Regions from separate parts of the Homo sapiens genome. Here region 1 is linked to region 2. Evidence: read pairs that join two places in POLR2A ChIA-PET (ENCODE). Cell type or tissue: A673. All regions are shown on one strand. Each heading gives the region's core, and the rest is flanking DNA. Links, peaks and the distances in the headings are about the cores only.

The links. ChIA-PET counts read pairs that join two places held together with the same protein. Peaks named below come from ENCODE experiments on the same cell type or tissue, not always from the same donor. Only the 100,000 strongest peaks of a DNase experiment are listed, where the experiment ranks them.
Region 1: POLR2A ChIA-PET joins it to region 2 with 11 read pairs; 1 of 35 experiments calls an interaction of 5 or more read pairs at or near these places.

What each region holds. Positions count from the first base shown.
Region 1 is chr6:55,509,148-55,525,473 of GRCh38, forward strand. HMGCLL1 (3-hydroxy-3-methylglutaryl-CoA lyase like 1) reads right to left here. Exons shown (of 9, transcript NM_001042406.2): 4 at 7,361-7,456; 5 at 4,901-5,049. Among named protein-coding and RNA genes, the nearest start is that of HMGCLL1, 62 kb to the right of the region's middle. In A673, for the core only: no CTCF peak of the experiment used is centred there; a DNase peak (open chromatin) is centred at 9,904.
Region 2 is chr6:55,910,937-55,927,262 of GRCh38, forward strand. No RefSeq gene overlaps it. Among named protein-coding and RNA genes, the nearest start is that of BMP5, 44 kb to the left of the region's middle. In A673, for the core only: no CTCF peak of the experiment used is centred there; DNase peaks (open chromatin) are centred at 7,895 and 10,385; H3K4me3 peaks cover 91 bases.

The DNA of each region.
Region 1 (16,326 bases), core at 7,612-12,611, 400 kb before region 2:
TTTTATGTCCCATATTTTGGTGGTACATAATGATGATTGAATTGTTCTTCCAGACCTAGGCCTCAGTTGAACAATAGAATTTGGAAAGGAACTTCTGTGGGCAGCTTCTTGCTGCCCACTTACAAGAATATGATGCTATAAATGCAAGTGTTCCATAGAGGTAGATCATCCAATGGAAAGGATTTGATGCTGTCATAAGAAATGCTAGCTACTAGTCACAGTGTACTTAAAAATGGAGCCCTAAATAAGGAGACTCATTATCTCACTCAACAAGACTGCTATTATCTTCAGGGTCAGGATCTGAGTCCATACTGAGATTCTACATTAGACAAGGAGAAGAGGAAAGACACACTCAATGCAACGTGACCTAGGTGGTTTGGCTAATTCAGCAAGTAGGTTGCAAGTTTTTGAATAAATGTGTGTAGTTATAAATTATCTCTCAAAGGGGGAAACAACAGTGTTTTAAAGGAGAATACTGTGCCCTGACTTCATGGCACGTGGGAAGATTGCCATTTCAAAGGATGAGAATTATATAGAGCTGAATCAGTTAAAAAAAATAATTAAACACAGGAAGAATTTCCTAACATTGAGGATCTTTCATCAAAGGAATTCTTCACGATTGTATGTAATGCAATCCCTTTTGGAAGCATTTAAGACCAAATTAAGTTTTCCCTGTTTTTGCATAAGAAGAAAGTCAATAGTGAGAAAAATAGTAGACGAAGAGATGGACAAAATGAACACCCTAGATTCATTACAGTTCTCGGAAAATCTGACTCCTTACTTCCTCCTAAATACTAAGCACATTTTATTTAAAAAATTATGACTAAAGTATGACATTATCACACCTGACAATTGTCTTTGTTTTTCTGTATCTAAAAGTAATCTATGTTTGTCTCTATTAGTTGAAAAAAATTCAACCAGTTACAATTCACAGATAAATATTTTAAAGTTTTATAATTTTTAAAACAATGAATCAATAATTTTGTGTGGCTCCTAGGAAAAATGTTAAATATACTCTTCTTTGAACTTTCAGTATAAACTTTCAGAAGGTTAATCACGAATCAAATGATTCTTGGCCATCTTATAGGAGAAGTATAAGATGTAATTATGTAAAGAAACTTTCATGATTTATGCTTTAACTGGGTATATACCCAAAGGACTATAAATCATGCTGCTATAAAGACACATGCACACGTATGTTTATTGCGGCACTATTCACAATAGCAAAGACTTGGAACCAACCCAAATGACCAACAATGATAGACTGAATTAAGAAAATGTGGCACATATACACCATGGAATACTATGCAGCCATAAAAAATGATGAGTTCATGTCCTTTGTAGGGACATGGATGAAATTGGAAATCATCATTCTCGGTAAACTATCGCAAGGACAAAAAACCAAACACCGCATGTTCTCACTCATAGATGGGAATTGAACAATGAGAACACATGGACACAGGAAGGGGAACATCACACTCTGGGGACTGTTGTGGGGTGGGGGGAGGGGGGAGGGATAGCATTAAGAGATATACCTAATGCTAAATGATGAGTTAATGGGTGCAGCACACCAGCATGGCACATGTATACATATGTAACTAACCTGCACATTGTGCACATATACCCTAAAACTTAAAGTATAATAATAATAATAAATATATATATATATACAAACCTGCTGACCTTGTAATTTTATAATTTCTATTTATAATCATTTTAACCATGAAATTAATAATGGCAACTTACTAAGAATTTCCTTTTTAAATTAATACTCTCACAAAGAGTGAGCATGTGATTAATGTCATTTCAATAAAGAGAAGCTGATAATCACTTTAGACAAAAATAATAAATTCTGAATGTCTTATATATTAAAGTACTACTTCATATCTTGAAGAATTTCAATTTTAAAAGGATCCTGGCAAGCCAATAGATATTTCTTTCAATAAATACCATTGATAAAAGGAAAATAATCACATTTGTCATTGGCTTTTATTTTTCTTTGCCCTCTTAACCTTTTACAATTTAGACAGTTAATAGAAAAATTATCTAGATTTAAAAAAAGTCACATGAACTGCACATTAAAAAATAAAATCCAAACTGCGGATATTTCATTTTGCATTCGCATATAACCAGTAGTTTGCTGACTCTGCATTTTGTCACTGATTTGGCATGGTATCTCTTCACAATGTGTCCCAGACGTTATGTACAGTTCTGAGCGTGTGTTAAAAATGTGTACACATGCATGTGTTGTGTGTGTGTTTCAGTGAGTGTGTGGGGGGAATTTAACAATAGCCTTCATAACTGTAATAAAAGCTACTATTTGGACTATATGAATGTTTACTATTTTATAAAAATTTTAATAGTTTTAGTGTGCTTTTATAAAATGTGTACTGCTATGGCCTTTAAAGCTGACAACTGACGACATAAATTTTCTGGATGATTATCAAGTATATGTTGATGCAGCTGTTACCATGCAAGACATGCTGAAGCATCTACTGCAGTTTCAACTAGTTGAGCATGGCTCCTTTCCTTAAATAGGTACTAATGGCTTATGACTTACAATGGTGAATACCTAAAATCAGATTGCCAGTAAAAATAAAATCTTATTTAAACTTTATATAAATTGTTGGGAGGAATAAGATATTTTCAACTACACAAATAGCTGCTGAACTCTAATACTGAAAGGCATATTTCTGAAAATGAGAGTGTTTCAGAAAATTCAGGAGTTGTACTCCAAAGGAACAAAATCCACACTGGAAAACATACATTTGTCTATAATTCTACAGTAAAGTCTCCACTATACTCTACTCATTTTGCTTTACTGTGGGTCACTTCTTGTTCATCAAAGCCTGGAAAACTTAAGCCACAGCACGATTAGAAGTTTTCATTTTTCTGATGAGGCAATATTATTTGTCAAACAATGAGTATTAAGAGGGTTTAAGATTTTTATTAGCCCAGTTACATTAACTATTCCATTTTACAACAGAAAGCTAAGATAATAAAAGGTTACTTCCTACAACTTATATTTGCATCCATCTTTCAACACTAAAAAAACCCTTCCTATTTGAAGAGCAAGCTACATAAGCAATTTACTTCTTATAGTCACATACTTTTTAACTTTCCAATGAGAATTACTTTAAAGCTTATACTCCACACTTTAAACACATATTGAAGTAGAATAGGGTCTTCATCTTTCTCTTTATTTTAAAGAAAATTGAGACAACTTATTTATATTCGAATTGAGAAACCAATAGTATATCTCTCCTTTTTGATTGTGGTTTTGTAACTTTTGCCTGAAAAATAAATATCCTTTATTTTATGTCTTTGGAAGTACATTGCCTTGGATTTTAAATTTTTCTCATATAGTCCTTACATGATATGCATCTATCTTAATTACAAAAGTAATTTCAAATTTTAGAAACTCATGTAGACTTACTATGGAGGACAGGAAAAATATAAATAGAAAACAAACTAACAAAATATTTTACTAGGTATAGTCTAACTCTAATTGTTCCCCCAAAACACCTTGATTGAAATTCCAATCATTTCACTAATATTTTCAGTCACAATTGACTCACTTATCTTTCTCATTAACTGTTGAATCTTTCCCGCTACCATGAACTTTGCTCACCTCAACTAAGGGAAGTACAGCCTGCACCCAAATCCATCCCCAGCTTTCAACCTTCTATTACCAATCGCTATGCACTTTAACTTGTTACGATGTGTGTTCATCATATCTCCATATTTATAAAATTAATAGAAAAAGTAGCTAATGTCTTAGAAACAAATTCTTCCTTAAGAAACAAACACACACAAAAATGCATTATAGGTTTCACAACCCATAGGCCTGGTTATAATACTTGAGGCAACTATTGGTCCTGGAAGCAGACAAGCACCAAGGCAGATTTTTCCCTCTCCTCCCTCCCCCATACCTCTCATCACCGCTAGGAGCCTCCTTTTTCCATTTCTGCTTTCTACTACTCTGTCCTGTCACTGGTTTGCATGTGGCTCCATCCTAGGAACCCCAAAATAGTGAACTCAGTGACAAAATCACATAATCTTTCAATACAAGTAACCATGTTTGGTATACCATTTCTAAACTCCTGAGAGAGAAAATTAGGTTTGTGGATCTTGGGTCAGTTTTTATTTTCCATGTCCTGTAATCAACATCTCTTAGAATGAACAGCTGATAAGTTTCCACAAGAAAAAGGCAAGGCGAGGAGAAAGGGATTGATATCTCTGATACTCCTAAATTTATAGAAATCACATATAATAGAAAATAGTAGAGAACTGAAAGTTTATATTTATCTTCTATAAGCAATTTATCAAGTATTTTTAAACAGTGTTCTGCAAGATACTATGGAGGTGATTTGGGATCACCCAGAGGAAGTAGAAAAGTCAGCCATTGAGGGGGAGAAAGAATGGATAAAATGATTTCCCAGAGCAGCTCAATTTTATATCTGCTGTATTCTATTGAAGTTCTACATAAAATACTCTTTGAAGAAAAAGTCATGTTTTAAAAAAAATTTGAAAACCACATTAGGTGATTCTTTTCCAAAAGCTGTTGTGAGTTTATACCAACTTATCAGCACATGTAGGCTGAGATAAGAGGGCTGCATTTGGGTGCTAGAGTGTTAATAAAATAGTTAATAATGCCAGATTTGCATGCTAGTTCCTCTGATTTCAACTGCATGACACATTCCACAAGCTAGATACTCACTAATAATCAGCAGTGATGTTAATGAGATGTAACTATATAGTGATTACCCTGATTAAACAAAATAGAAATATGATATTCTATGTATATTTTTATAAATGATATAAGAATCTCTAGATAATTTTTGAGTAAGCTTTAACAATAAACATTAACAAAACAGAATTTGTGGGATTTCATAAGTACCCTCGTGCTGGAATATTCATGTGTCTTGCAGACTTAACAACCTCCTCAAATTTTCCCATACTTTCTTCAATGGAACAGTTAATATTCTTCTTGCTAAAGGATTCAGATGCAGCTCCAAAAACTGATATCTCAGTAGCTCCAGCAGCAACCTGAAAAATATATAATTTAAAGCCAAATCTAATAACTTCAAAAATGTGAATGACAGTGGTAGAATAAAGATTAACTACTCTATGAAGGCATACATGTATTCTTTAATATTTGCCTTAGAATTTAAAATTGGATTCCTCTCATCTTGCCACATATATTCTTTCGAAATGTAAAAATATTTTGTAATAACAGAATAATCCACAAACTGCAATATTCATAAGTCTGTGAGGCACAAAAACACAATGAGGATGTTCTATTTAATTATGCCTTTTAAAAATTATGTATTATCTTCAGAAATACTGTAAGCCTAATTATGGAAAATACTAGCACCCCAATAAAACCCTTATCCTCCATGAAAAAATATTTCCAAACCAATTATTAAAATGGAAGATACTAACTACTTTGTTTATCTTCTCTTCCTACAATCCAACAGAAAAATATTTTTCCAATTCATCATTTAGATTTTGCCCCCAGTTTTTCTTTGGTCTCCTAACCTAGCTTTTATTTTTTTGTATCCTGACTTCTACAGCCATACTCGTGTGTACCTAATGCTTTGATCTTTTTGTCAGTCTTTAAATGCAAAATATTAATCTAATCAATTTCCTTTTTGCACTTTTTGTCAACTTTATTCCTTCTTCCAGGCTCTCCAGTGACTTGTTTTCAAATATCAAGCCTCTCAGTCATTCAGCTGGATGTTTAAGACCTTCTGTTAATGTATTTCTAGCACTTTGCCTACGTTCTCCCCTCTTGCTAATCCCCCATTAACACATGGGGGGGAGGTCAGGTGCGGTGGCTCACGCCTGTAATCCCAGCACTTTGGGAACTCAAGGTAGGCAGATCACAAGGTCAAGAGATCAAGACCATCCTGGCCAACATGGTGAAACCCCGTCTCTACTAAAAATGCAAAAATTAGCTGGGTGTGGTGGTGTACATCTGTAGTCCCAGCTACTTGGGAGGCTGAGGCAGGAGAATCGCTTGAACCTGGGAGGCGGAGGTTGCAGTGAATCAAGATCACGCCACTGCACTCCAGCCTGGCGACAGAGCAAAGCTCCATCTCAGAAAAAAAAAAAAAAATACATGGGGGGAGAAAAACTTAAAAGCTATCTTTTCATCTTTCCTCAAACATTTAAAAAATATTGGCTTTTATGCCTCTATCCAAAATAAATTTTCAATTTCTAAAATAAAAACTCTATTAGTGAACATCTACTATTTGTCTGTACTGTTTTTAGTACTATGGATGTGCTTTTTGTCATCTACAAACAACTGTGTAAACTAAGTGTTGTTATGCCAATTTTACAGATGAAACAGCTATAGCGCAAAAAAGGTAAATCCTTAGCATGATATCACACAGGGAGTAAAAGTTCTGGAGTCACGTTTTGAGCACAGAATTGCTCCAAAGTCAAGATTAGTTCCACTCCAGTGCTTGCCCCTCTGAGTTAACATGAGAGTGTCCTTTCAGTATCTTCTTCAAGGTAAGATACATTCTTTACTTTGTTAGGATTACTAGATGACACCAATATTTATAATTTTTAAATGACTTTTTAAACAACGCAATAAAAATTTTATCAAATCAAACCCAAGAGAAAAATAAATGGTTCTAACAAAATACATTATACGATTAATACCCCACAATCTCAACTTTACATAATATAGTTTCATATAATGAATATTTTTCATTAATATTCATTAATACCAGAAATAGCTGCTGCAAAACCTATGCAATAAGCCCATATACGGATAACACCTTAAAATTGAAGAGGATAGTCTCATATGTATAATTATTAAAGCTTTATTTAAATTATATAAATTTCTAAATCACAGAGGATCAAAAGAAACAAATCAGAAGATAAATAGGGAAAGTAACTAGAGCCAGATAAAATGACAATTAGCTTTTCACCCAGAGGGAGAAAATAACAGACACAAAAAGCTGATCAACAAAGGTTGACAAAAATAATTACCAAATTCAACAATATTAATAACTATAAAAATTGCATTGAAAAATGCTTAAATAGTATTCTATATTACTTATTTAAGAAGAAGCACAAAATATACTTCTAAGAAATTTCACAAAAAAATGCAGAATTTTACTTTTGTGTTTTGATTTTTGAACGGTGAAGCTGGAAGAGCCAGGTATATAGACCACTTTAGTCCCCAACAATGCTGTGAGGACTTGGAGCTCTATGTCTTCATGTTAGTACATTAGCATAGTATTTGTATTACAGATGAGTTACATATGACACAATTTTAACTTTGTAAATATCTTTAAAACGATAAGAGGCCTATCAATTTTAGAGATATTAGTAGCACACTTACAGCATGGTGAAAACCCTGAAGATTAGGAGTAAGGACAGGATAGCGAACTCCTGGATATTGATGAATGCCTTTCATTACTTCAGTGTGATCAGCCATCTTAAATACATAATAGTTATATGTAAATGTGTAACTTCGAATATGTTACCGAGAATCATTTTAGTTTCAGGTAGGTTATAGTTACATGGACAGTTAGAGTCTTTAAATTAATATCTGAAATAAAAAAAAATGCCAGTGAATGTAAAGGAAAGTAGTTCTCAGTCTCATAGACTTATAATAAGTAGAGATAAGTTTAACTGTTTTACAGAATGGGATCTTGTAAAATGAGTTATTACAGATAGGAATTCGGAACTTTATTATTTTCACTTAACCAATCTTTATTCCCTTCCTTTCATTTCATGGTCCAAGGCTGAAATACTCCTGAGACTGGGGAAAGTTGGAAAGGCAATATGCTATTCATTTACCATACACATGAAAATTTTATGTCCAAATAATTTTCAGTGTATGAAATTTTACAATGTTTAGGAAAATGTAAATTACACATATTCTTTAGAACAGTTTAACAAGGCTGAGATCCCAGAATGCTATTTGGTGAGCATTGGTGCTTTAGTTAGTAATAGTTATAAAGCTTTATGTAACACTATCATAGTATTACCACGTTTTCATATGTGAACAAATTAATACAGTAGAGTTTTCACCTGAAAAATTTAACCTACCCTGTCAACACTTTGTTTTCTGTATCTCTAAAAAACTCAACTTTGAATTAAAATATCAAATTTACCAGTTTGCCACAAAGTCTAAGAATTAGCTTCTTAAAACAATAACTATTAATCAGATCCCATAATCATCACACAGAGAAATTACCATTGACATAACCATGAGCCTTACATATTTAAAAATAATAAATTGTGGCATGAACAATAAATATGAAGAATAGTATATAAGCAGTGGAAAGTATACAAAATGAACATGCAAAAAGCTGTGAAAATATGCCAAACCAAAACTGGAATCCTCAATATAGAAATGCAGAAAAAGGGCTATTGGGTTTTCTTTATATAACTTGGTTTGCTATCATCAGAATGCATTATTTTTGAATTTAAAAAATTAAAAGCAAATAAATCCAAACAAAAAATGCTTTTTAAAACATAGTTAAATACATTTGAAAAATATTATAATATTAAATATAAAAATACATGTTACAATATTTACTCTTATTGATACATTCATCTTGTCAACTCTCAAATGCCAGCAGAGTTAAATTTAATGCTTTCAATTAGTATAATCTGCATTACTTATATGAGTTTTTAAATACATATAAATTTGAAATTAAATACCTAAGATGCAAAGAAGTACCTTCCTTTGACTGCCATCATGACTTATTACATTTAAGCTTTCGTGTTTCATTCATAAACACATTTATTTGTGTTTACCAGGTGATCTTTTCTCACTTAATTCTATACTATTGTATCCACTATCCCCTGCCTCACCAATTCCCGTCTTCTCCAAACAGTATCTACCACATTCATTTACAATGCATAAAAGTGATATCTCTCATTTCATTCTAAATCTATCTGACTTTAATCTAGCTGTTTATTGAGCCCCTACTATGTCCAAAGCTCTATGCTAGGTCCTGTGGAAAATAAAAATACAGACCTTACTTTCCTGGGGGAAAATGAGGTTATTGTGCTGAAGTAGTTAGTAGTATAGTTGGGGAGACAAAACAGATACACATGGAATGTTAACAATTCAAAGAAATATACTGGTTGTAAATGAGATCACAGATTATAAGAGTTCAGAATGAATAAAGGTTGGTATGGCCTATAAAAGTCTGGGAGAGTTTGAAAGAGCACATGGGATACAAGCTGCAGTCCTTCACTGTGGCATTGTTCCAACAAAAAATGGCCACACCAATATTTCTGGTCCTGTATGTTCTTCCAGGATCTCACCACTTTTCACAAAGAGGTAAACTTTATTTACTCTTTTCCTTGAAGCTGGGTAGACTGTGATTCCTCCAACTATTAGAATGTAGTGGAAATCATACTATATGACTTCTGAAGCCAGGTTACAAAAAAGGATACAGCTTCCATATGGCTTTCTCTTTTGGGGAAAGCCACTGTGGGGAAATCAGCCAACATCCTGTAAGAAAGCCCAAATTAGCCTACGCAAAGAGGCCACATAAGGAGACCCTCTTGGAGAACCCATGTGAAGAGGAACTGAGGCCCCCAGCCAATAGTCAGTGTCACCCCCTAAATTTGTGATTGAAGTAGCCTCCAGATGACTTTTGCCTCCAGCATTTGAGTCATCCAGCTGAGGCCCTAGACACTGAAGACCAGACACAACCTGTCCCCCATGTCCTGTTCAAATCCTGGCCCACAGAATTAGTGAGCATAGTAAATGTTTACTTATGCCACTAAGTTCTCAGGTAATTCATTTTACAGCTATAAAAGCTGCAACACTGAAAAACCAATAGGGTTGGAAAAGAAAGACGGACGGTTGCGTAAGTGGTAACATATTATTTGGCTAGAGAAGATTAGTAGTGAACAATTGGGGATAAGCTTATAAATGAAGAGGAAATCACACACTGTGATGTGTCTTTGAGTTAGGTTCACGTTAGTATAAAGATTCTGATTTATGCTGAAGGCAATAGAAAGCCATGGAGAATGGGTGTTGAGAAAGGAGAAGACTGGACTAAATGTAGTATTATAGAACAATTAATTTAGGGGAGGTGCAAAGGATAGTCTAGATAGGAGAGGCCAACTCTCAGGTAATTGTGAGAATCCATCTTGTGACAAGTTCTGTGGTAGAAAAAAAATGGTACTGGGAATAGAACTAAAGAAAAATGAAGAGGACACAGTGGCTAATAACACAGAGGAGCACTTTACTCAAAATTGTAATTCTCACCATTTTATAGCCTTCCTTTGTAAATAGTTTGTACATATTTACACAGTTTTTGATTGCATATCCATGAATTTAGCTTTTGTGCTTGATGCTATTTAGAGTGTGAGTACTCTCTGTCTCTGTCTCTGTTTTTCTAACATGCACACACAAATGTGCATGCACACACAAATTACAAAAAGAAAATAAGCAAACTTATTTCCGATAATAAGCAGAAAGAAAAGCAAAGTTTTAGGATATTGTAATAAAATGTAAAACAACACTAAAGAATAATGTTAATCAATATTATTAATGCTTAAGCCTAAGTAAACATAGTATGTATAAGTATTTATTAGAGACATATGTATTCTCATGATAACAAAAGTTAATAAAGATCATGTTCCTAACCAAATACAGATTTGGATAGAGATTGGCAGTATATCATAAAACGGAATAATGGGCAAATAAACAAATTTTAATCTACAATAAATATAGATAATCTTGGCCTATATTTAATTCATTCTGCACATAATTTAACAAAAATCTTGAGACAGTGGGAACAAGCTTATATAATGAAGCAAACAATAATTTTTTTAAATAGATGTTTCAATCAATAGATCAAGAAAACCAAACACCACATGTTCTCACTCATAAGTGGGAGCTGAACAATGAGAACACATGGACACAGGGAGGGGAACATCACACATCGGGGCCTGTCAGGGGGTGGGGGGCGGGGGGAGGGATAGCATTAGGAGAAATAGCTAATGTAGATGACGGGTTGATGGGTGCAGCAAACCATCATGGCACATGTATACCTGTGTAACAAACTGCATATTCTGCACATGTACCCCAGATCTTAAAGTATAATAATAAATAAATAAATAAATAAATAAATAAATAAAAGAAAAAAAAGGAAAATGAACAGGGATGATAATGAAGTTCCCAGATCATGAAAACTAAAAATTGATAATCACTGAAGGTATCTTAATAAAATTATGATAAATACAGAAAGTAGAATCCAAAAAAATCACTACTTTTACATTTTTAAAAGTGCTCACAATATAATGAGGCCATTCAAGAAATAATAGTATTCTGTCTTAATTTAGTCAGTAAAGGCAAGTAAGTAAAGAGTTTTAGGAAATCCTGATAGAGTATCATTTTATTCCAATGAATAAAAAAGGGCAGGTTCCAATTCAAGGTACAAAGTCCTTGCTTTAATTTTTTTTTCTCTTGGGGAGTTTATGTTATACTTCAATCTTAATATTGTTTTAATGTCTAAAGTTTATAATTTAAACAATGAAACTAACAATTCATTTACATTACTGTTTTGACATTTTAAGAAAGCCTTTCTACATCTGGTTTTATTTAACAAACTTTTTTCAGACGTTGCAGTGATTTTTTAAATTTAAAATGATAAAAATCCTCATGATTTGGTTAGTAACAAGTTTTGCCATCACCAGCACACAGTCTGGAAATGGCAATATCTGTATATCTCTAGCCAAAAAAAAAAAATAGGCCTACCATGGTTAAGAATTGTTTTAAGCATGCACATTTTGATATAGATCCAAATCATCACAATATTTGCGTAACATTCTGCAAGAGTTTTCAAGATATGCAAAGCATCATGAAGATTATAGCCTAACAAGCTTAGAGATTTTATTTGCTACTAACTCTTATCATGACGTAATTAAACTGGGATAGTTCACACTATACACATTTAGATATCCTATCATGTTGTAATTACCTGAATACTATAATGTGTTCCAAATATTTAGGCTTTCAATATGTTCCCCAGACAATGGCAATGGCTAAAATACAGTTTAAGTGTTGTTAGTGTCATCAGCTCACCCAAATTCCCTGAGATTAGTGGAATTTCAAGATAATGCATATGAGAATGCAGTGATAAACAATGAAAGAGTTTCTCAAAAACTTCTGAAAGAGAATCATATTGGAAGTTTCAACTGTTTTTTTGTAAATAGGCTACAGCAGACCTAGCTTTATTCAGCTGTGCTTTATTGTATTTCACAGGTACTGTGTTTTTTACAAATTGAAGGCTTGTGGGAGCTCTGAGTTGATCAAGATCTATTGGCATCATTTTTCCAACAGAATGTGCTCACTTTGTATCTCTGTGTCACATTTTGGTAATTCTCACAATACTTAAAACTTTTTCATTATTATTATATCTGTTATGGTGATCTGTGATCACTGATCTTTGATTTTACTATTGTCATTATTTTGTGGCACCATGAACCACACCATATAAGATGGCAAATTTAATAAGTAAAGGTTGTGTGTGTTCAACTGATCTATCAATTGGGCATTCCCCACCTCTCTCCGTCTCCTTAGGCCTCCCCATTCCCTGAGACACAACAATATTGAAATTAAGCCTATTAACAACCTTAAAATGGCCTGTAATGTTCAAGTGAAAGGAAGACTCACATATCTCTCACTTTAAATCAAAAGCTAAAATGATTAAGTTTAGTGAGAAAGGAATGTTGAAAGCCCCGATAGGTGATAAACCAGGCCTCTTATGCCAAACAGTTAGAAAAGTTTTAAATGCAAAGAAAAAGTCAGAAGGGAATTAAAAGTGCTACTCTGGTTTACACACAGATAATAAGTGAAACAGCCTTATTGCTGAAACGGAGAAAGTTTGAGTGGTCTAGGCAGAAGATCAAACCAGCCACAACATTCCCCTAAGCCAAAGCCTAATCCAGGGAAAGGCCTGATGCTCTTCAATATTATAAAGGCTGAGATTGGTATATTATTGATATATTATTTATATATACTCATATATTTGTATGATAAATTATTACTTTTTAGTGTATTGTAAAAGAAAAACATTTAATAACCCTAAACTTAAAGGATACTGTTTATTAAAATACTCCAAAAAGTTATAGGGTGAAATTTTTTATAGGAATTAATTTTTAACATTTTTCAAAGTATACAATTCTTTCATTTTCAAGTCCCACAAAATTAAAGGTAAAAATACCTATCACCCTTTACTTCTCTTCAAAATGACAGTTAGAGAAAATAGAACTTTCACTGAGTAAAGTTTACTCAGTTCCAACTGATAACATGCAATGTGGGATGTTCAATAAAGTGAAATAAATATTTACTTTAAATGGAAGTACATAAGGAACTGAGAGTTCCTATTCATTTTTTGACAAGAGTTGACTCCTATTCATTTAGATTTTAATCAGTGATTAACTCCCCGCTGCACCGGCCCTGAACAAATGCAGTTACAAAGCTACTCCATGTACAGGTCTCTAAATTCCAGAGCTGCATTTGTAATACACTTTTTATATGTAATTCTCTCATACCCATTTATGATACATGTCATTTCTATGTTTACTATTTTAACTTAATGAGAGATTAGTCCACTATAAGTTTGCAAACTACAGAAGAGGAGAATGTTTTGGGTGGTTCTGTATTACCATAGAAATTATTCAGTGTGTTTTTGTAGCTCTGCTGAAGATGAGAAAATTTAACTGTGTGATGGGGTGGAAATATTAAAAGTTTAAGTTAGCACTGTTGTTAAGTGACAGAAGAGTTCAGAGGAGGATCTAAAATTCATGTGAGAAAAAAATACAAAGATATTTTTACAGTGGTATCTTTACAATGATATCTACAAAATTATATAACTTGACCACCTCTCTTAGAACTAGATCTTGTAACCTAAATATAGGACTCTATATTTTGTACCCTTTTCCCTGACCTGGTCAAGTTGATATGACTGAGTCAAGCATCACCAGTAAGTGAGTCTCAGCCATTGTCCTGTCTCCACTCCACCTATCTGATAAAGGGCTCAAATTGTTTCCCTACCTTGCCCTCTAACAAGAGAGATTTTATGCTTTGTAATAGTGTACTAGGTAAGAAGCTAGCTGAGAAGTCCTAGGTAAACAAGGAAGGCATAGCCAGAAAATCTAAATAATCTAAACAGTCATGATATTCGGGAAGGACAGCCTGGGATTTGAAAGGTAAGCTTTACTGGCAAATTGCTTTGACTGCTCTATAGCAGTGAAACGGTGTGAGATGAGAAGAAAAAAGGGGAGTTATACAAAGTATTGCTGTGATGTATACAGCGGTTCTCCTGCAATGGTCTTCAAGTAACACATGGCGATTGGAATACCATTTAATTCCTTAGGTTGCTATATTATATTTTTTTATGTACAAATCCAGGCCAGACTCTGCCAATTGGGAGAGCTCACAATTGCTGCACTCTTTCAGAATGTTGGTGTAAATATTCTCATACACTGAAAATATATAAAACCCAGTATATCATATAAGATATAGTACACAATTTTACCTCATATTACAACTCACTGTAGAGTAGAGCAAGAGTGCATATTCACCATGTTAATGTCCTACACTAACTGGCACCAGAAGTATGTAAATAGTTAAGGAGAAACAAAATTCAAAATGTATACAACCAGAGGCTAGTTTGTGCAAAATTCTTCCAAACATTATATACATACTGTTGTAAGGAAATGAATCTGTTTTCATCCATGTGAAATCAAATGGAAATTTTCATCTATCAAAAATATATTCCATATAACAATTATACTGTGCATGTTTCTATTTTTAATTGCATAAAATTACAAAAATAGAATATATCAAAATTCCTCCGTGTGAAGTGTGCAAAACTGTAGTAGTTCTTCTAAAATAAAGACTATATCTGCGTACAAATTTACATATATCAAAGTATTAGATTACATCTTAACACATTACTAATAATGAATTATTAAACTGAAAGATTTTTCTAACCTATAAATAAAGTTTTATTGACAGTGCTAGAGAAAAGACTGAATTATCTGTCTACACTCTCCATAGAAAACATCATAGTGTTGACCTTAGAAAGAGACGAACAAAGAATGTATAGTCACAAAATAAGAGAAAAAGCGTATTATGAATTAACCTCAGATGCTCACTTAAATTTTTAAAACTAAAATTTTATTTTTCTGAATTTTGAGATATTTGTAATATGTGTTAACTTTTAAAATTTTAAAATTTCATAAGTTCTTTTTTCTCATTTAAAATTAATATTTATTTTCCTATATAATGTTGTATTTGGCATTTATAGTCTTTAAAAAAAAAAAAAAAACGGGATCCTCCAAATTGATGTATTCAGTATCTAAAGTTCCCTACAAGTGGTTGGCCATATATCTCCTAGTGATTTGCAGATCTCACCCAGAGACAGACAGGTGGCCCTAAACCATCCAGACATATCAATTAGCAAGAGCACAAACAGTTGCTTCACTTGAAGTAATAGGGCATAGATAGTGGTAAATGACTCTCAAACTGAATGATCCCAGAGACTGGCTCAAACTTTGCATTTTGCCAGAAACGCGATCCTTGAAGACAAAAGAACCTGAGGCATATCTAATGATTGTCCCTTGGAAAATTTCATATTTCCTGGTTCCAGTGTTTGTGATGAGGGACCTTGACAGATGCAACAAGGCTAAACTTTACAGCACTTTCTGAGGCACTGAATAGGAAGTAAAATAACCAAGAAAAGGAAAAGAGGAATAAACTGTAACAGCATGGGTTTTTGAGTAGTGTAATTAATACTAATTACTATTACTATTAATTAATAGTAATAGTAATAGTAATTAATATTATCTGTTATAGAAGTACAAAAAATGATCAAACAGAGTAAAAATTGAGGAATAGTATTTAAAGGCTCTTCCTGACCCCAGCAACTTCCATGACCTCATCATCATTCAAAGACAGCTCTGCCACTGTTAGCATAAATCTTTCCCTTACTTCAATCCACAGACTTGGTCTATGCTGGTCTATGCGACACCCACCGGGATATGGAATCAGAAAACTAAAAAAAGAATTCTAGAGGGCCTTAGAGGCATAATGAAAAAAAGGATCACTTAGAGATCCTCTAAATGTTTAGGCTCTAAAACAGAGTTAGGGTATAAGATATTTGAAAAGGGGGATTTTTAAAGTCCTATGGTAGGATATGAAATTAGGTCCCTTCAAATATTCTAAATGAAGCATGAGTGAAGATTGGAATGACTTAATTATTTTGACATTTTGAGCATGCTTTCGTATATGAAAGGATAGCATGGGGCTCCAAATTTTATTTT
Region 2 (16,326 bases), core at 7,449-12,448:
GTACAGTCCAGCTTCGACTCGGCATCAGAGGGAGACCGTGGAAAGAGAGGGAGAGGGAGACCGTGGGGAGAGGGGAGAGGGGAGAGGGGAGAGCTTGGTTGGACTTTAAAATCAAGCTATGTATTATTGGTAAGATATATCCTAAAATTTAATGAACCTTAAAGCTATTATAAAAGCATGATTTGTCATAAAGAGATTTACAACCTAATAAAAGTTTTAATTAACAAGGAAAATAAAATACCTAAAAATTTTATGCACTTAATAAGATAGCTACAAAACAGATAAGGTAAAAAAAAAAATTGAGAACATCACAAAAAGAAATGGAACAATCACCAACCACCAACATGGTGGGAGCATTTACATATATCTCTCAATAATGGATAAGTCAATCAAACCAGAAAGGACATGGAGCATTTAAAGAGCACAATTAACAAGCTTGATCTAAGGGGATTATATAGAACTTTAAACTGGTAATTAAGGAATACACATTCTGTTAAGTTAAATGCAGACAACTGATCATGTAATAGGCCATAATCCAGTCTCAACAAATTTTAAAAATATGTAATTTAATACAGAATATATCCTCAGATCAGAATGTAAGTAAATTAGAAATCATTGTGGATAAGATAAAATGTTGTATAATTTTATTTAAAAAATTATAAGACACATGTTAACTCATAAGTCAATTAAAAATACAATGGAAATAAATATGCATCTAAAATTGATATATACAGACTATATACAAAAGTTGTTAAATGTAAGTAAAACAGAATTTAAAGGGAAACATACAGTATAAATGCTTATATAAGAAGAAAGGTAGATAACTAATGTACTAATTGTGCAACTTAAGGAATTAGATTAAAGAACAGTAAACAGTAAAACTTTCTTTTTTAAGCCGTCACACAAGGTGAAGTGCTGTGGCACTATCATGGCTCAGTGCAGCCTCGACCTCCAGAGCTCAGTGGATCTTCTTACTTCAACCTCTGGAGTAGCTGGGACTACAGGCACACACCACCATGATCGGCTAATTTTTGTATTTTTTGTAGACACAGGTTTCACTGTTACCAAGGTTGGTCTCGAACTCCTGAGCCCAAGGGATCCTCCCACTTTGGCCTCCCAAAGTGCTAGGATTACAGACGTGAGCCACCATGCCCAGCCTAGTTTCTGAATATCTTCTCCCATTCTGTAGGCTCTCTGTTTACTCTGTTGATAGTTTCTTTTGCTGTGCAGAAGCTGTTTTTTTGTTTTTGTTTTTGTTTTTGTTTTAAGAGCAATGATCTATATTCATGTTCTGCTATCTGTTTTTTACAGTTTTTGAAATTAATCCTCAACCTCTAGACTTTTTATGAGAATTTAACTTTCTTGCATCAGAGTGATACCAGACTGTACTCTTGATAACTTTTAATGCAGGTTTTAATTATGTTATTGCATGCTTAATTTTCTTAGCTCACACAGCCAACTACTTTTGTGTTTTTAACTGTTTCTGAATCAGGTTCTCATTTATTCTCTATCCATTCTCTTAACTTTCTATCTTTCATTACTTTTAGAAGGATCTTGTAAGTGTGGAGCTGCCAAATAATGTTCCCACCTTACTGTCAGGTATCTGGGGCCCTTGGATCCTTGGATGCAGGTTATTTTAAATGTCTGAAATTACAACAGTGAAAATGAATCCAAGTGGAAGGTTTCTCCTCTCCCAGTGGTGCTCTTGCCTTCTGTGGAAGTCTTCCAGAATTCTCTGTGCTAACCTACTTCACCAAAAGGGAAAATTTCAAATTTGGCTCTCAGAGTTCTCATCAATCTATACCATCACGCACAAATTCCTGAAATGTTATGGCAAATTTACAGTATTTTCCCCTCATTCTATTATTTTTGTCATTACAGATGAGAATATAAGAGGAGGAACTAGAAGTCAGTGTTTAGGTAATCATTTTATCTGACAGTCCCTCAAATAGATTTTTTCAACTAAACATTTTAAAAATCAGGGAAGTGGTCAGGCACAGTATCTCACACCTATAATCCCAGCATTTTGAGAGGTCAAGGCGGGCGGATCACTTGAGACCAGGGGTTCCAGATCAGCCTGGGAAACAGAGTGAGACCCTATTTCTGAAAAAAAAAAAAAAAAAAAACTGGACATGGTGGCACATGCCTGTAGTCCCAGAGGTACTTGGGAGGCTGAGCAGGAGGATCACTTGAACCTAGGAAGTCCAGGCCGCAGTGAGCCTTGATCGCACCACTGCACTCCAGCTGGAGTGACAGAGCAAAATCCCCATCTCAATCAATCAATCAATCAATAAAAATAAAAAGAAGGAAAGTAACGCTAACTTTTCAGGGATTTCATGTGGCTAACACTGGTTTGTGTATCCTTGTAACACTAGCATCAAAGAAGCCAATGTCACTAGGAATTGGTTATTTTTAAGTATATCAGCCCTCCTTGGCTCAAGTCCTTACTCAGAAAATGTGGGATATCAGCCCATCTAAACAAGCTGACTCTCTCCCATTTGTCATGATGCTAACAAAAATGAGCCAAGCAAATATTTAGTAATAGTTGACAGGCAAGACTCCCTGATTTCACAGAGACAAGGGAGGTAACTTCCCCAAAGTCAAGTACAGACCTTGGCTATAGACTCTCCTCTTACAGGGCTCACTTTACTTCCTGTTACAAAGTTTTCAGGGGTAAGCCCCTTCTCACAGGATCAGCTCACCACCCTGCACTCAGCAGGACAGACAGCTGTGCTTGAGTTGTTTACAGTCCCATCAGGTAGGCTGACCTTACAACTAACTGACAGCCAGTGTTCTCTCCTGCAGAGTTGAGATTATCCTCATTCTTTACTTGAGTAATTATCCATGATTCCTTTCATTCAAACATTTTCCTCAAAATTCACAGAAGTTGCCCTTACCTGAGAGAAGCTCCAATTTCATTGGTTGTGTCAATCAATTTTAGGACCCAAAAAATACAAAAGGACAACTGTAAACTGCTCAAAATTATGTGACTTTTTCATCTCTAGGGTCAAGTACAGTGTCAGACTCTTTCTAAGTGCTCAATAAATATCAAGAGCTCACGTGATGACAGATGCTTTCTGTCATTATTTCTACATGACACAGTTAATTCCATTCTTAAAAGTTTTATCTCCTCAGTGCCCTTAATTGCAGTTTATAAGAGGATAGAATGTCCTTTCCATACAAGGCCTAACCTTGGTTATATGAAAACAACCAAGCCGTTTTAACTTTTCTTCAGTTTATTTCCATGAGGCACTCAAGAACATTTTGAAATTTAAGAGAAAAAAAAAAGATTATTTTGGCTCAAATGAAAATGCATTTAATTATTATTAACTAATTATAAAGTCAAAGGCTAATTGAAATCCTTTCTCCTAGCTTACATACAAGTTCTTTTAAAGCTAATATTAGAATTTTCATTGTAATGTAAACTGATGTTTATTTTCATGCAAATAAACTGCCTCACCATTAATGATGTTTTAAATTTCAACTTAAGATACTATCAGTGATGTTTGGATGGTAGAAAAAATTAGTTGCTGCATCATATTCCATGTATACAATATTTATTTCGTGCCAGCTTCAAACTGTAAAACTGGGTCAAGACAGAGACATAGGTTGTTAATAAATGTGGTATTTTTTAATAGGAACATATATTTACATGTTTACATATATTTATAAACATGTATATTTATATATAAACATGTATATTTATAATAAACATGTATATATATTGGTTCCTTAATATATCACAGCAGAGTGGCTTAAGTCCAGTGCCTTCATTCATAAGATTATTTACAAAAATTTACAAAAGGAATAGCTTCATATTTGTCAACACCAAATAATTCATCAAAATTCTAATCTTATAATATTCTAATTGTATTGTATATTTTATTTACATATTATATATACTGTGCAAAATATGGAAGATAATATGGATTGAGTCAATGTACCAGGGATGTACTAATAAATGTTTAAAAATCGGCTGGCTCTTAGTGGTGGTGGGGGGTCTGATGTGTATTATTTGTCAATTTTCATGGTGTAAATATTACTATATATTATATAAATTATATATTATATATTATATTATTAATAATATATTATTAAATTATATATAACTGTTATATATTATTATTTAACTGTATGTAAATATATTTATTTCATGGTATAATTTTTCCATATCTATCTTTCAGGCACGATTCTGAATACAAACACAATACCAACAGTTAGATGTATCTCACAATATTTATAATGGGACAAGTGAGCCTGAGGTCAACTTCCTCTGCTAGGAGGCAAAGTTGTCGGATGTGAGATGTTCCTGCAAATCATTCCACTGTCCCCTCTTCAGGTTCCTGAGTACTGGCAGGTACAGCTTTCTAATCCTAGGAAATCAGCTCCCTTCGAGTCTTAAACTTAGTAGTGCCCATAGCAACCATACGGAAGCATGAGGAAATTTTGGTGAATCAATTATCTCATGCTCTGGAAATTTTCCCTGGAGGGCCAGGATGGGATCCCCTCCTTTAGCCCTCCACACATTTTGTAGGCCTTTAATTTAAACCTTTTCTGCTTAAAATTTGCTACACAACTGGCTTTGTTGGCACCCATTTACAACTTTAATTTTTTTTTTAATTTCTGCATATCTGGTCGTGTTCTCTCCTCAATTCTCTTAAATATCAGCTCAAATATTACATTGTTATGAAATCTTCTTAGACAAATTTTTTTTTTCTTAAGCCGTATACCTCCTTGTCTGCGAACTCTCATAGGGGGCCCAGGTATGTACAAAGTGGTCTCACTTTAAAATGTAGACAAGTTCCATCAGGTTGGCAGGACAGGTTAGGTGTGCACAAGTGCACAGGTTAGGTGTGCACAGGTTAGGTGTGCACAAGTAACATATCTGCAAGAAGACAATAAGCACTTGGAAAGAAATTAACCAAAGATAAATACATATAGAAAAACAAAACTGGTTCAATAGCAATGCTCTCATTATCAGAGGGTCCAGGTGATTTTGATACAGTTTTCCTTTCCTATTCCTGAGGATTTATTTATGTCTAAATCCCAGGGAGATAGGGAGCTACTATTGGCAAGCAACAATAAATGACTGCTTCACTAAAATTCTGAATATTATTGGTATACACACCATAAAAGTAGAAACAATTTTCCATATTTGAGGTTGCATACCATAGCTATAGAGCCTGAAGACCACCAGCTTTCCCAGCTCACAAAGGGTCTTCACACAGCTAGCAGTTTCAGCTACAACGTCTCTTTGACACCACATTTTCAGTAGTTGGTCCAACAGCAAGTTTGGCAGACTCAGATAAACCCTGTGGTTATCAATCACTTTGCTACTTATAAGTTTGGAGGCACAGGATAAAAATTCCCATGGGGCCTATGAGAATGAAAAGAGACAACAAGTGGGAGGCACAAAATTAAAGCTTTTGATAACAACTAGTAGCCCAGATGAGTCACCTACCAGGATTTTTGAGCATGCATAATCAAATTGTTTCAGAGGAAAAAGAAAAAATGGCACATGGCTACTGTGGCTAAATCACCTTACTCTAAACATCTATGAGCACCATCTATGGACTCCTAGAAATAGCTGAAAAATAGTTTTCGTGATGGGGACTATAATAGAAATAATGTTCGTTATTAAAAATATGATTCTATATTTACTTATAGGTATGCAAAGATATGTATACATGTTATTTTCCTTACGTGATCTGGACTGTAAACTTCTTAAAGCTAATTTATGAATCCCACACAACACCTAGCACATTGCCTCATACATAAGTGAACAATATATGTGTTAGATAAATGAGTGCACTTTTCTTCTACATATTTTTCTTCACTACAAAACACATACGTACATACACAAACCCTGCGAACATTGTAAATCAAATTAATTCAAATTTCACTAATGTATAATTTACAATAATAGGTATACATAAAAATATTCTCCTGAAAAACACCCAAGTACTTTCAAACGTTTTTTCTTATTTATGAATCACAAGGCTTTTTGTAGATATTAAAAGTAGACATAGTAATTTTACATTCAAATGAAAATTTAGTATCAATAATTTAAATTAATTTTTCACTTTGTGTAGTTACTTCACTCGAAATAAAAGTAGAGAAAAAAATTAAATCCCACTTCATGGTAAGTTTTATGCTAATTTCTCTAAAATATGCTATATTTTTGAATGTCTACAATAACTCTGATTATGTTTTAAAAAACATTTAGAAGGGGTTAAATCTGCAATTTTTAAGTGTTTATATATGGATGTAGTAGGTCATTTTTCCTTTGGTAGAGGCAATTGGAGTTCCCTTTTCAAATATCAAAGTGAGTAAATACATAGGCAATTCCAATGAGTGTCTTTCAATATTCTGCTGATTTCAAAAGAAGCCAAGTGATGCCATATTATACCTTTATTTTCTCTAGAGAGAGCAGTCTGGTATAAAATATGTCTATCTTAAAGACAACATAATATTTTACAACTACAATTTCTAAAGGAAAACATGACAAAAATATGGCCTAAGGCAATACCATTATATGAACAATGTTTTAAGTCACAATAAAAACCCTATACTTCACCAAATTTGCATGCACTTCATATTTGCCAGTAACAGTAGCCATTTAATACTATGGGAAAATGTATACACCTACACACCCACACATACATTGCTCCTTAAAATTATATCCTGAGAAGTTCTTAAAAATAACACTCTCCAAAGAGGGAGTTTTGATGAGGTTTGAGTCAGAGTGACAGGAAAATCTGCTAATCTCCTATCAGGCAGAGTTAAATAGAAGTGTTATTAGAGATTTTGATGATTTTGGAGGCAAATTTAATAATGATATAAATCAAATGTTAAAATAATCCTCTGAGGAAATTTACTTCATTTGGGAGAAAAATAAAGTTTCACCAGTAACCATAGTGAGTTGATATTATTGCAGTTGTTTTTATAAGTTGTTGCCATGACTTTTTTGACTTTTGGGCTAGATTTTACTCAAATACAACAGATGGCAACGATTACTCTTCTGTAACTTTTTTTCCCTTGAATAACTAAACAGAGCACAATAAAATAAACAGGCTTATACCCCAGAGAGTTTTGTCTTGTTTCACATTTTATTAAAACTAAAAGTGAACAAAGCAACTAAAAACAAATAATAAAGTAAGCCCTTCATGTATCTCAAACTTCACCCAGATTTTAAAAATATTAAAATGTTCTCTTTTTCACTTTTTTCCTGGCTTCAACGGACTAAAACAAAATAGAACAAAGATATCGTAAGAAAGAAAGCTGCAACACTGACAGAATGTTGCTCAAATCAGAAGCAAATGTTTAACATTTATAAAGCTTCTCCACATGATACTTCTCCCTTGCTTCAAAATTTGAGTCATCAATTTAAATATAATTAAAATTTGGAAGAAAGATTCTTATCACAAAATTTTTATTTCAAACATTTTCAGATGTATTCCTTAGTATATGATATCTCTCCATATCCTATCTCTTCTCCTTTATAAAGACCTGAGTAATTTTCAGAATCCAAACTAACAGGTACAAGGAAAGTCAAGTTCTGATTACTCATCACAAGCCTATTTCAAATAAATTAATTCTATAAGATTATTTAATGAAAATCACATGCTTAATAGGAATATATGCTAATAAATAGAGCACTTAATTAGATGTTAGAGATTAGAGTCCCATTTCCCGGTGTTTAAAATAACATATGTCCTTGGGTGAATCATTTAAATTTTATCTATATTTTTTCATTCTGGTAAATGAAGGTAATACATCCTCTGACAAAATAGATTTATATATCATGCTGAGACGCTGATATAATTAGACAGGGACTTTAATGCATCATAATAATATAAATGTTAAAACTATTAGTCATCGTAATTTCATTGGCATAGATAATAGTCTTTCTTAAATAGTGTGTGGAATGGTTTCTAAAGTGCCAGGTTGCCTTTTGAGTGATCTCATCATGATTTCATTCTTTGGTCAAAAGCTTGAGAATTTGATGGAATAAAGTGTTCTGATTGAGCAATACCCAAAGTATTTGCCTATAAAATTTTTATTTTTAAAACAAATCCTGCAAAAATTTAGTAAAATGACCATTTAAAGATCAGAAAAACAATTCTTAGTGAGGGTTAAAAATCAAATCCTAATAATAATTATCTACACTAAACTATCAATTAATTGCTAAGTATTGCAAATTAGAGGCCACTGATCCTAACACAAAAAGACTAAAGTTTCTTAGTCATGATATGTTTCCTATGTGACTACGAGTGGGGAGGGCACAGAAGTGGGATAGGAAATACGTAGGTAATATTTGATGATTATTTTTAAAATTTGGAAAACTATAAAGACCAAAACAGAGACAATAATAAGCATGCATAATGCTTAGAAACAAACTGTTACATTTTTATTATATTCTTTCAAGGCATTTCATTATATGCATGTACAGAAAGTCCTCTATTTACATGTGTTTGCTTTCCTGGAAATGTATTTAAAAGTTAGAGGCCTAAAGTAATTGAATGTTTATATATTGCACTTAAGTATATCAAGTTATATTCCCAAAGAATGAAATTCACACACATACACGCACACCGCACACCTAATACAAAGCCAATTTGATATGGTTCAAATGTGCCCAGGTTTGTCTGGCAGGCAGACAAGAAGATCAGAGTCAGGGTCCTCCACCAGGAAGACCCTAATAGAACCCTACTGGCTGTGCCCACTTGACGAAAGCTGGCCTCATCTCTCCGTCAACCTTTCTGCAAGAGACACAGAATCAGAAGTTCCTCAGCCCCTCCCTGCCCAGATAACCTGAGTGCCTGGACAGGGCATTGGGGAAAAAAGGCTGTTCCTCCCTTTGCACACATGCGGTAGTCATGGGCTCCATGGAGATTCCTTAGCAAACCAGAAAGAAATCAGAAGAGCAGGGCACGGTAGTAAACTGAGCAGACAATTTGTCTGTTACACAGACATAGGACCTGCAGCACATGGACCAGCTGAAACACACTGTCAAGGCTGTAGCAACCTGCCCTTTCCTGTACTCTGCTATGTGATGTCTCTAAAGCATTCTGCAAAAGATATACATCTGTATACCTGTATGTGTGTGTGTGTGTGTGTGTGTGTGCAGTTATGTGTCGCTTAACAAAGTAGATATGTTCTGAGAGATGCGTCATGCTTAGGCAATCTCATCATTGTGTACTCACACAAACCTGGATGGTTTAGCCTATTCCACACCTACGCTACATTGCTCCTAGGTTACAAACCTGTACAGCATGTTACTGTATTGAATAATATAGGGAACAGCAACACAATGGTAAGTACTTGTGTGCCTAAACATAGCTAAACATGGAAAACATACCATGAAAAATGGTTTTGTAATCTTATGGGACCACCATCTTATATGCAGTTCATTGTTGAACAAAAAATCCTTATGTGGTGCATGACTGTATATACATGCATAAGTTTTCTTGTACCATTGAACTATATAAGCTTATTCTAAAAAAAAAATTGTTACCTTATGTTGCACATTGCATTGTTTTAAGTTACTCTCACTTACATTAAGAATTGTATCCTTGAATTATCATAGCATCCAGGGGAAGTTTTATTCCTACAGGTAATTTTTTAAAATCACATTAAAAGGAAACAAAGAGTCATTGGAGGAGGATGAAAGCACCCATTCAAATATTCCTGATGTAACATCCTAGTGCATGGAGGAATAGGATGGTTCCAGAATTATTTTTGGACGAATTGCATGGAAATATCTGGATGAGATTTGGGGTAGGAAATCCAGGTCGAGTTCAGGATTTTTCTAGTGCTTACTGGACATTAGATACTGGAAATGATACAAGTTCTCCTTTACTCAGTTTGCTTAGGATTTCCGGTGGATTAAAGCAATTATAAATCCATTCCTCACTAAATACTATTAAAATACATATGGGAGTAGAAGTTGTAGATGAAGACAAAAATAGGCCAGGAAAAATATGAAAAAAGATCAGGACACAAAGACTGAGGACAAGAAGTTCATAAATGAGGTCGGGAAAAAAGCAGCGTTGGGGGTGGGGGTGCAGTGGGCATCATTGCAACCTTAAATTGGAGGGAGAAAGGGTTTTAGGAAAGAGAGAGATAGTCAAATATCAGATGTCTCAGAGAGGCCAAGAAAGACAAAAAATATAGAAAACTGTCTGTTGTGCCTTTATCGAAGTAAAAAGAGAAGAAGTTGGCTCTCCATGGATGTGACAATCATATTCTTTTCAGAATCTTGATGGAGAAGGAAAAAGCAGCAATGGCATTTGTTAGCCAACTGACATCCATAGTTCCCCTCTGCATATTTGAACAAGGTCTAGTATCTTCACTTAATTAATTAGTCATTTCCTCCTTTATTCAAGGATTTCCTTGTAGAATTCACAGCTGTTCATACCCGAATGAATCTCCACTGTAAGAGTTATGTCGGCCGGGCGCGGTAGTTCACGCCTGTAATCCCAGCACTTTGGGAGGCCAGAGGCGGGCGGATCACGAGGTCAGGAAATCGAGACCATCCTGGCTAACACAGTGAAACCCCGTCTCTACTAAAAATACAAAAAATTAGCCGGGCATGGTGGCGGACGCCTGTAGTCCCAGCTACTCAGGAGGCTGAGGCAGGAGAATGGCGTGAACCCAGGAGGCGGAGCTTGCAGTAAGCCGAGATCGCGCCACTGCACTCCAGCCTGGGTAGACAGAGCGAGACTCCGTCCCAAAAAAAAAAAAAAAAAAAAAAGAATTCTGTCAATCGCACCCAAAGCCCTAAGTACACAAAGGACAATGGTAAAGTCCTCAAAGGTGTGTAACTTATTCATCTATGTAGCTCTAGAAACTGGTGTAGTACCAGACTCTTTTTGAGTGCTCAATAAATGCTTGGAGCACAACAGGATCATAAATCTTTTGTGTCACTAGCTGTGTTAGGAAACCTCAAGGAGGGACTTGGGTTTTGCACTGGGGAGTGGGTTTGTTTTGTTTTTATTTTAGTCAGATGGAAATTTAACTTGCTTATATACAAAGAAAAGAAAAGCAACAAAGAGGAGCATACAGAAGAACTAGGGTGATTACCAATGGATTGAAGTTCACTAAAGAGATGGCAGGGAATGGGATCCAGGACACAGGTGGAAGGGCAATTCTCTCCACCAAAGTGCATGTGATGGAGATAGGGACATATATATAGACATAGATAAATGTCTATGTGACTGTGAGTGGGGAGGGCACAGAAGTGGGATAGGAAGGAATTTGAAAGAGTTTCAGTCTCTGAAGAAATAAGTCAGGTTACCTGATGACTGTGAGAACAGGGAACGGCACTTTTGACTTGAGTTGGGCTGTGATGGTTTGGATTAGTTGTTGTGGGCTGTTTGTGATAAGTGCAAGAAAATGCTTTCTACATTATGAAGACTTACACAAAGTTAGATTTGTATTGCTATGTATGCACATCTGGTCAGATGATGAAATTTAAATTTGATTGTAATAAGAAACCAAGTTGTATTGCTGTAAATATATAAAGACCTCTAAATTCTACAAGAAAGAAAAAAACTACTAATAAAAAATTTGTAAAAAAAAATGTGAGAATACAAATCACAAAAGAAAAACAAGGAAATAAGTACTGGGCAAAATTCAACTTCAAGAGGATTCAAATAATATAAGTTAATGATGTCACCATTTTGCCATTCAAATAAAGTTGGGTTCTGTAAAAATTATTATACACCTAATATATGTTCAGCTAATAAAAGAAAGATTAAAAATAAAAATGCCCCAAAGAAAAAAAATTATATAATATCACTTAAAATTCCAACATCCAGGGATATTCACTGTTTATATTTTCCTGTATCTGCATTCTCATGTTTCACATGTACATACATATGTAAATTTGTATAAGCATTTGAAATACATATAATATATATTGTTCTAAAACTTGCTTATTTCACTTACTGTTCCATGAATATCTTTTCATGTTAATAAATATCCACACAATTATTGTTAATAGCTGTTTATCATCCCACACTATAAAAATAACAAAATTTATTTAAACAAACTTTTTCTTGATGTTCTGTTTACAATTTGTTTCTGTAGCAAAGGATTCATCAAGGAATAGTTTTCTACATGACATTTTTGTGCATCTGTATAATTAATTTCCTAAGGGAAAAATTCTTTAAAATGAAATTTCTGAGTCAAAGACTTCACCCATTAAACCTTTTGAAACCATTTTCCTCTAGAAAGACTGTGCCAATATTTGCTCCTAAGAGCTATGTCTGTGGTTCTTCATATCTCTCCACTCATGCCAACACTTGGTTTCATCCTTTAATCTTTGCCAAACTAATAAACAAAATATGCTGCTGCTTAATTCGCAATTTACATTTCTTTACATACAAGTGAGACTGTGATTTTTTTACTTTGTTAATGATGATGCGTATTTCTTCTTTTTAAAAATCAATATCCTTTCCCTACATAGAGTAAATACATTTAATAGTAATATTCAGTGCTGACATCATCTACTATTGGTAAAATTATAAGCTGATACAACTATTCTGGAAACATATTTGATAATACAATAAATGTAAACCAATAAAGTGACTTTTAATATGACAATGACAAATAAAAACAAACAAGCCCTTTAAAAAGTGGGCAAAAAACATGACCAGACACTTTTCACACATGCAGCCAAAAATCAAATGAAAAAAAAGCTCAGCATCACTGATTATTAGAGAAATGCAAATCAAAACCACAATGAGATACCATCTCACACCAGTCAGAATGTCTATCACTTAAAAGTCAAAAAATAACCAATGCTGGCAAGGTTGTGGAGAAAAAGGAATACTTACACACTATTGGTGAAGGTGTAAATTAGTTCAACCATTGTGGAAGACAATGTAGCAATTCCTCAAAGACCTAAAAACAAAAATTCCATTCCACCCAGCAATCCCATTACTGGGTATATACACAAAAGAATATACGTTGTTCTATTATAAAGACACATGCACACGTATGTTCATTGCAGCACTATTCACAATAAAAACAACATAGAATCAACCTAAATGCCCATCAATGATAGACTGGATAAAGAAAATGTGGTACATATACACCATGGAATACTATGCATCTATAAAAAAAGAATGAGATCATGTCTTTTGCAGGAAGATGAATGGAGCTGGAGGCCATTATCCTTAGCAAACCAATGCAGAAACAGAAAACCAAATACCACATGTTCTCACTTAAAATTGAGAGCTAAATAATAAGAACACATGGACACATGGAGGGGAACACCACACACTGGGGCCTATTGGAGGGTGAAGGGTAGAGGGTGGGACGAGGGAGAGGATATGAAAAAATAACTAACGGTTACTAGGCTTAATACCTGGGTGACAAAATAATCTGTACAACAAACCCCCATGACACAAGTTTACCTGTAAAACAAACCTGAACTTGTACCCCTGAACTTAAAGTTTAAAATAAATAAATAAATATGACAATGTTTAGGGATATTTCTGTAAAGCATCATATTTCTACAAATAAATGATTTGTGTTACAAAATGGTACATTGTTAGCAGCGTTCCTGGCACATAGTAGACATTCAATAAATATTTGTTAAATAAATAAATGAAAAAAATCAATGTTTAATCTTATTATTTAATTGGCTTCATAAAACAATAACTACTAGACAAAAAGTATGAAGGAATATATCATCTTACTTTGCAACAGTTCTTCTACCGCTTAGTAAACACAAGAACCAAGAGTTCGTGAAAAATGACCTTTTATTGTGGTATTAATTTTAATTTCTCTGACTAGTGAGCAGCTTATACATATTTTTATGTGTTTCTTAGTCTTACATATTTTGCATTTGATGAAATATCTGTCTTTAGCCCAGGTTTCTATTCATTTGTTTTTTCTTATTGATTTGTAGCACCATTTTATATGTTCCAGATACTAATAATTTATTATCAATATGTATGAAAAATATCATTTCCCAGTTAGTGGTTTATTTGTCTTATATTATGTCATGAGGAATTTTTAATTTTAATAAATCAAGATATATCAATAATTTTCTTTATGATTAGCAATTTTTGTATCGTCTTTAGGAAATCCTTTTCTATTCTCAGGCCAGAAAGATGTTTTCCTACACCTTATTCTAAAAGTTTAAGGTTTTTGTGTCAAATTTAAGTATTTAAGTAACCTGGATATGATATTTTAGTATGTTGTAGGCAGGGATCTAATTTTATTTGTTTTTCCATCTGTATACAAATAATCCCAGAACTCCTACTTACCCTACTGCTTCGAAATGTCACATTTGTGAATATATCAAAGTTTCACATGTGCTTTAGAACTCTCGATGCTGTTTCTTTTGTCATTATCATTCAGTTCAAAATATTTTTAGATTTCTATTAGAATTTCCCATGAGCTACTTATAAGGTGTTTTAATTTCCAAACTCATGCATTTTGAATTTTGCTTTTTGCTTCTTGGATTTAAACTAAATTGCATTGTGATCAGAGAACACGCTATGTATGACTCAATTTCTCCTACACTCATTCCATTAGTCAGAATTACTCACACAGTTTTACCTAGATACAAGAGGTCTGGGAAAGTATTCTTCCTGTGTGCTGATGGGGAAATTTTAATGGATTAGTGGGCATATGGCACTATTCTGCCATATTCTAGGGCCCTGTTCTTAGATCAACCCCCTCAATTCCTTCAAATGTTTGCTCAAATTATTACCCTTTCAATGATACCCTGTTAATCCTATTTAAAATTCTTCTTCCTTTTTACTTTTTTATACCTAATACTTTTTACACATACCTATTTTTTTCTTTTTATAGAATTTTCTACCTTTAAAAATATTATACATTATATCTATTTCTCCTGTCTTTTGTCTTTCACTTCCCATAAGACTGCAAATTCCCTAACGGATTTGTTCACTGATATATTCCAAAGGACTAAAACATGCACATAGCAGGTGCTCAGTGAATATTTATTGAATTAATGAATGTAACTTCTAGTTTATTAGTTATTTCCTACCTGTGCCTCATATGTTATTCAACCTATTAATTCTTCAGCTTCAACATTTCATTATTGATTTCTAGATGCTTTCCTTGATTCTTTTTGAATTCTGCTGGCTATTTTATCATCTTTTTTCTCGGCATGTTTTTCTAGTGTATCTTTATTTCTTCAAAAAAATTTATAAATAGTCATTTTAGATTATTAAGCCTTTGAGGATCTTAATTATTGTTTTTGCTTACTCTCAATCATGGTAGTTTGTTTCATTTTATATTAAATGATTTTTAAATGTGAGCTTCTCTTGAGTAGAGTAGCTACACAGTCACATAACTGTAAAAAGACTGAATTTAGGGTTGAGAAAAGGATAATTGCCATTTGGAACCCACAAGGATAATGCTCCTACTTCTTGTTAGGAATTTTCCTAGGCCTGAAAGCTTGACAATTAAAGAATATAGTCATTGCCCTACCTTTGTTTCAACTGGAGAATCAACCTCAGCAGATATGTGAACTGACGTTATTATTGATGCTTATACCCTGGACTGTGTACAGGGTCCTCATGAGTTTTAGTACCCCGCCCATGTGTTCTCCAAACTGCATACAATTCTTCCTCCACTTTGGAACTGCATACAATTCTTAGGCCTGGTTCCTCTTGGTGAAGCCAATGCCTGCACGTCAACCTGCAATAATTACATTTTTCTTAAGTCTGTGAACAAGCCATATGAATTCAGGGTTTATGTCTCCAAATTTTCTCCCTGACTCTTAATTAAATTTGGGACATTTGACCTAGCACTGCCTGTTTAATCATTGCATTAAGGATATTTGCAAGTAGAGCTTTACAAGTGTTAGGGTCTTTCCAGTTTAAAGAAAGCAAATTTTCTTCAATGCACCATGCCTCAAAGACTTGTAAGGATTCCCTTTTGTATAGGTATTCTAGTTTGTACCCACAAAAGCCTGGTTGCTTTCCTGTTGCACTTTCAATGACTCCTTGACTTTTCTTAAGCTTGAAAAATCCCATTGCTATAAAAATCCACTAATCTACAGACACCAACCAAAGTAAAACTGTGTGCTACCTAGGATTCAAAGCCTTTTGCCCATGACTTAGCAGTAATAAATGCTCTATAACCACCAATGTTTTAAAAGCCTTGTTTATATATTGAAGTTCCAGACTCCAAATATTGGTTCTATGACAAAGCTTTATCACTCCATGTGTAATATATAACCCCAATTTGGGAGAAGGGGAAGCTCAAAATGAATGGGTCCTCTTGCAGGGACACTTGCTCCCGAAGAGGGAAGTGAGAGGAGCTGAACTGAGTGTG